Linked DNA regions of Homo sapiens: region 1 is linked to region 2. Evidence: chromatin loops called from intact Hi-C (ENCODE). Cell type or tissue: Caco-2. All regions are shown on one strand. Links, peaks and the distances in the headings refer to the core of each region. The heading gives the core; the rest is flanking DNA. Region 1 overlaps XKR7 (XK related 7). Region 2 overlaps HCK (HCK proto-oncogene, Src family tyrosine kinase).

Region 1 (2,912 bases), core at 179-2,678, 120 kb after region 2:
TAGCTGGGTGTGGGGGTGGGCACATGTAATCCCAGCTACTCGGGAGGCTGAGGCAGGAGAATCGCTTGAACCGGGGAGGCAGAGGTTGCAGTGAGCCGAGATCGAGCCACTGCACTCCAGCCTGGGAGACAGAGCGAGACTCTGTCTCAAAAAAAATAAAAAAAAATAAAAATACTTTTCTGATATTTTTTCTTCTGCTTCTCTAAACAATACATGATTGATTGTTTGTAAGAATACACTTAACTAGCAGAAGACAGTATAGTTTGGTGGTTCCACATGTGGGTTTGGGAGCCTGACCTCATGGCTTCAAACCCTAGCTTTGCTCCTTATGAATTGGAAGGCCACTCTTCTCTGTGCCTCAATTTCCACATCTGTAAAATGGGGCCAATAATGCTAGCAAACACTAACTGAGCACCACTATGTGCTGAGTACTGTGCAGAGCACATATATATTAATTGAATCAGCCTTCACAATGGAGACCTGGGTAGGGATTGTTATGATGCCCATTTCACAGATGAGAAAGCTGAGGTCCAGAAAGGTTAAGTGACTTGCTCAAAGCCACACAGCTCATATGTGGCAGAGCCAGGGTTTTGGGTCTACAGTTCTCTTCTTCATCCTCGCAGTCTCTACCTGGCAGGATTGTCAAGAGAAATGATCGAATCTAAGTCTTAATAAACAGTAAGTATAATAAATTTCATTTTTATACTGATTTTTAAAAAATAGACAAATCTATACATGCATTTTTTTAGCTAACTGAAAACCAGAGGCAAAATCTTCAAGCAATGCAAGAAATATCTACTTAATAAGTGGAAATCTCCCCTGACCCCACCCCTCCCGCCCCAAGAGATAATGAGCAGAGGGGAATCTCTTTATGCCTTTTCTATATTGCCTGAGGTTTCAACAAGAATGTATAGCTTTTTGATCAACAGACAAAACAGCCAAACATTTTCCACTTTAGAACAATGACTTTTGCCTGGTTGAGTGAGTGGGAGGTGGTTTCTGGGGGGCAGAGGGTAGCATGTGTGGGATTTGTTCAGAGAAAGCTTCTTAGAAGAGGTGGCATTTGAGCTCAGCCTGGAAGGACGTGCAGAATTTCACTGGGAGGAGACTGGAAACTGGTGTTGGGTGTTGCTGGAGGAAGGACTGCAGGCAATGGAGAGCAAGGGGGTGGGGAGCAGGTTGTCATGTGGGTAGAGCAGGGAGGAAAGACAAAAGATCAGGGGGCAAAGGGCCTCAAAGCCAGGCTAAAGCACAGGGACTTGCTCTAGGGACATAGGGGAGCCATCGCTCTGCCTGCAGGTGGAGGCGGGATTGGGGGTTGGGGGTGATAACCGGAGGCTGATAGGATTTCCCAGGGGAGGAATTTGGATGCCCTAACAAAGGCAGGGTGGTGAACAGAGAGGCCAGAGAAGATCCCAACCATCCTCCCTCCTCTCCCCAGGGACCTGCGCCCCAGATGCTGGGTTCAAAGCCATTTCCTGGCAGCCCTCCGCCCTCCCACTCCCCAGAGCTTCTCCTGTGTGGTCTTTATAGATCAAACAGGGGACGCTGGGCCCAACCGCCGCCGCTGTGTCTGTTAGGAGCAGCTCTAATGGTCCATGGCAGCTGGATGGGCAAGGGGAGGAGGCAGGGTGGGGGTGGAGAGCCTCCTGGAGAGGGGTCTCCCAGGAGGTGAGTGGTGAGGCCCAAACTGGAACAACCCTACAAAGGCAGAGCAGGGAGGAACCTCATGGATGGTCACTGAGTTCAGGGGACTGTAATCAAGTGTCAGCTGTAGGACAGATTATTCAAAACAAAATCTTAGACATGTCATAAAAGAGACATTCAGAGATACTTGGGTTAAAATGATGGAGACAGGGCTATAAAACACAGTTTGAAAATGATGGAATCCAACCCCTGACCTGTTTTACAAATAACAATGTCTAATTATCATTGTTGAGAACTTCCTATGTTCCAGGCACTGTGCTGAACACTAAACATTATTTAATTTTCTACTACCTCAAGCACCATGCGATAGGTGCTATTATTAGAGTGTCCATTTAGCAGATGAGAAAATCAAGGCACAGACAAGTCATGCCACTTGCCCCAAATCACAGAAAGTGGCAGGTGCAGGATATGGCTGATTCCAGAGAGTGGATGCTGAACCATTAACTCTGGCCCCAGTGGAGAGACTGAGGACCAAAGAAGGAAAGAGGTCGCATTAGCTCAGCCTGAAGCAGACCCCCATCCCTGTTGCTACAGTTTGATCCAGTCTCCATTGTCTCTCTCCTGCATCTTTGTAGCAGCCTCCTCATGCATCTCCAGGCTTACTCTGCCTCCCTCCAGTCTATTCTCTCTCTTTTTTATGCTTTTTCTCTTGAGATGGAGTCTTGCTCTGTCACCCAGGCTGGAGTGCAGTGGCTCACTCTCGGCTCACTGCAACCTCCACCTGCCAGGTTCAAGCGATTCTCCTGCCTCCGCCTCCCGAGTAGCTGGGATTACAGGTGCGCACCACCATGCCCAGCTAATTTTTGTATTTTTAGTAGAGACCGGCTTTCACCATGTTGGCCAGGATGGTCTCGATCTCTTGACCTCGTGATCCGCCTGCCTCGGCCTCCCAAAGTGCTGGGATTACAAGCGTGAGCCACTGTGCCCGGCCCCTCCAGTCTATTCCCCACCCAGCAGCCAGAGTGGACATTGCAAAACACAAGTCAAGATCATGTTCCTTCTCTGGCCAAATTATCCTGGGCTCCCCGTGTCATGAAGAGTAAAAGCCCTAGTCCTTGCCATGGCCTCTGAGGCCCTGCATGACCTCGCCCCTGCCAATCTGTCCACCAGCATCTCCAAACATGCTCCCCTCACTCTATTTCTGCCACACAGGCCTTCTCCTTGCCCTTCCCTTTTCCTTTGCCTGCAAAACCCTCCCCAAGACC
Region 2 (2,912 bases), core at 97-2,596:
CTGGGCCAGTTTGGGGGATTCTCTAGAATTCCAAGACTTCCAGAGAGCACTTTGAAATGTTCTCAGGGAAAAAGCAATGGGACTATTTCTCCAGGACCTATTCTTCCAGGAACACACATACACACACACGTGCACATGCACACACACACACACACACACACACACACACACGAACCCTAGGATACTATGAAGAGCTTTCACCTTCAACTCTCTTTCTGGGGACAACCCAGGTTCATGTCATATTCTGCTATACCTCTCATATCTTCCTCATGCCCCAGCCTGGGTAGGGAAAATTCACTTATTTACTCAACAGAAATCCACTGAGTGTCTTGTGGGTGCCAGACATGTTGCTTGAACAGGTGATGAGCCCGGCAAAGCCCCTGCAGGTGGTAAGTACCATAAAGAAAAGATAAAACAGGCCGGGCATGGTGGCTTACACTTGTAATCCCAGCACTTTGGGAGGCCGAGGTGGGCGGATCACTTGAGGCCAGGAGTTCGAGACCAGCCTGGCCAACATGGCGAAACCCCGTCTCTACTAAAAATACAAAAAGAAGATGAGCATGGTGGTGCACGCCTGTAATCCCATCTGCTCAGGAGGTTGAGGCACGAGAATTGCTTGGACCCAGGAGGCAGAGGCTGCAGTGAGCCGAGATCGTGCCACTGTCCTCCAGCCTGGGCGACAGAGCAAGACTCTGTCTCAAAAAGAAAAAAAAGATAAAACAAAGTAACAAAATATGACCTGTAGAGAGCTTTTTTGGATTGGGCGTTCAGGGAAACCTGCTTTGAGGGGGTGAGATTTTAGCAAAGATCTGAATGATGATAATAATAAGTGTGTCGCATAAGAATATTCTAGGCAGAGAGAACATGAGATGCAAAGGCGTGGAGGTAGGTAAGAGCTTGGGTGTTCATGGAACAGCACAGAGGTCAGTGTGGCCAGCAGAAGATGCCACAGAGAGAGTGGGGAGAGTTGAAGTTGAGAGGGAGGCCGCCAATCATGAACTGCCTTGTAGGTCAGGAGAGGAGGGTGGATTTTATTCTGAGCGTGTTGGGGAGATATTAGAGGCCTTCGAGCAGGAGCGTGACATGTTCTGATGTACATTTAAAGATCACCATGGCTGCTGAGTGACTAACAGACTGCGTGGAGGATTCTTATTCACACCAGGAGCCCTAGAAGCCTCTGATGAAAACACAGGGATTATATCTTGCAGACATTTTTACTTACAAGGGTTTGGACAAAAGCGGTTGAAGATGAACCCTCAGATGCCCAGAAAGCAGCACTTTTGGTTTACAAACTGGGCTTGAGCTCTTTGAGGCAGGAATGATCATAATCTCTGTTTTACAGACATGGAACCACTTGTTCCAGATCACACCACCAGGAAAATTCTGAATGTCAGGCTCAAACCAGTCTGAGGACTCCCAATCCAGTGCATCCTGCTGCCTCTAAATAACCCAGCACTCCAGTGCTCCGGCAGACTGCAGCTGGGTGCAGTCTGATGAAATTATTCTGGAAGTGAGGGCGTCTGACTAGACAGAACAATCAAAGCACCACCGGCCGGCTTCTCAAGGTCTGAGGCAAGTGGGTGGCGCACTTGCAAGGGGTGGACAGCAGGGGGCACCCGAGGCAGTTAGAATGGAGACCCATGCTTTGCTTTTTTCTTTTCTTTCTTCTTTTTTTTTTTCTTTTGAGACAGGGCCTTGCTCTGTCACGGAGTACAGTGGTGGGATCACAGCTTACTGCAACCTGTGCCTCCTGGGCTCAAGCAGTCTTCCCACCTCAGCTTCCCAAGCAGCTGGTACTATAGGTGCATGCCACTATGCCAGATTAAATTTAAAAAGAATTTTTTTTTTTTTTAATAGAGAAGAGGTCCCACTATGTGGCCCAGGCTGGGCTTAAAGGATCCTCCTGCTTCAGCTTCCCAAAGTGCTGGGATTACAGGCCTGAGCTGTCATGCCCAAGGGAGACCCAGAGACCCAAATTTTTCAGTAAAAACTTGGAAGAGACTCTGATTTTGTTTAGAATAGTGGGGGGTGGGGACGAAATGGGGATGAGGTTGCCAGGGTGGAGTGAGACAGCATCTTGGCCCTGGGAGTGTGGGAAATTTATGAGTCCTTAGATGAACAGTTAACAAAAGTTATGATGCTAATGGAAGGCATCATAGCTTATTTATAAGATGATACTTAAACACTTATGTGACATTTACCATGTGCTTTGGAGGAGGCACTTTTGTTATCAGCCCCATTTCCACAGATAAGAAAACTGAAGCCCAGAGAAATAGGTAAGTGGCCCCAGCTTACACAGCTTGCAAGTTGCGGAGCCAGGGCTGGAGCTCCAAAAGCGCTGCTTGGGGTCCACGCACTTACCTGTTACTTGGCCCAGCTTTTTTGCCTTGCTTTTCTTCTGGAGCAAGGACTAATGCTGGTAGTTACCACTGTTTGATGCTCACTGGCAGATGCTCATATGCTACTGATTTTCACAGGAGCTCGATGGGGCAGGGATGACACCCCACTTAGGAGACAGCAGAGGGTAATAGCTAAATGGCTCTGGAGCTGGACCAACTCAGCTTGAGCGCTGCAGCTCTGTGATGTCAAGCAAGTTGTGTCATCTCTCTGTACCTCACTTTTCTTCTCTGTAATAGCACCTGGTTCCAAGGGGTCATGTGAAGATGAATCCCCTAAGCCTACATCAAGGGCTTAGTAGAGTGTTTGGCACATAGTTAAGTATTTATTTAAAGAGTGGCTCCCAGTGCTCCCAGTGGGGGAAAGTGGCACTCAGAGAGGTTAAGCAACTTGCTTGAGGCTACACAGGCAGAGCTGAGATCAAAACAAAACTCTGTGTGACTCCTAAGCCCAGATGCTAATAGTGTTGCTTCTCCAGGGTCTGCTGACTGAATGAATAACGAGTAGGTTTATTG

What was found. Hi-C counts contacts between places; a loop is a spot of excess contacts. Peaks named below come from ENCODE experiments on the same cell type or tissue, not always from the same donor. Only the 100,000 strongest peaks of a DNase experiment are listed, where the experiment ranks them.
Region 1: a loop joins it to region 2, with 3 times the contacts of the local background. A loop is called at or near these places in 3 of 110 quality-filtered maps.

The regions. Positions count from the first base shown.
Region 1 is chr20:31,973,639-31,976,550 of GRCh38, reverse strand. All of the region lies in intron 1 of XKR7 (XK related 7), which reads right to left. Among named protein-coding and RNA genes, the nearest start is that of XKR7, 6.9 kb to the right of the region's middle. RefSeq lists an enhancer at 1-311. In Caco-2, for the core only: no CTCF peak of the experiment used is centred there; a DNase peak (open chromatin) is centred at 1,206.
Region 2 is chr20:32,090,750-32,093,661 of GRCh38, reverse strand. All of the region lies in intron 10 of HCK (HCK proto-oncogene, Src family tyrosine kinase), which reads right to left. Among named protein-coding and RNA genes, the nearest start is that of TM9SF4, 18 kb to the left of the region's middle. RefSeq lists an enhancer at 1,844-2,639. In Caco-2, for the core only: a CTCF peak has its summit at 1,598 (motif pointing right); a DNase peak (open chromatin) is centred at 1,581; H3K27me3 peaks cover 352 bases.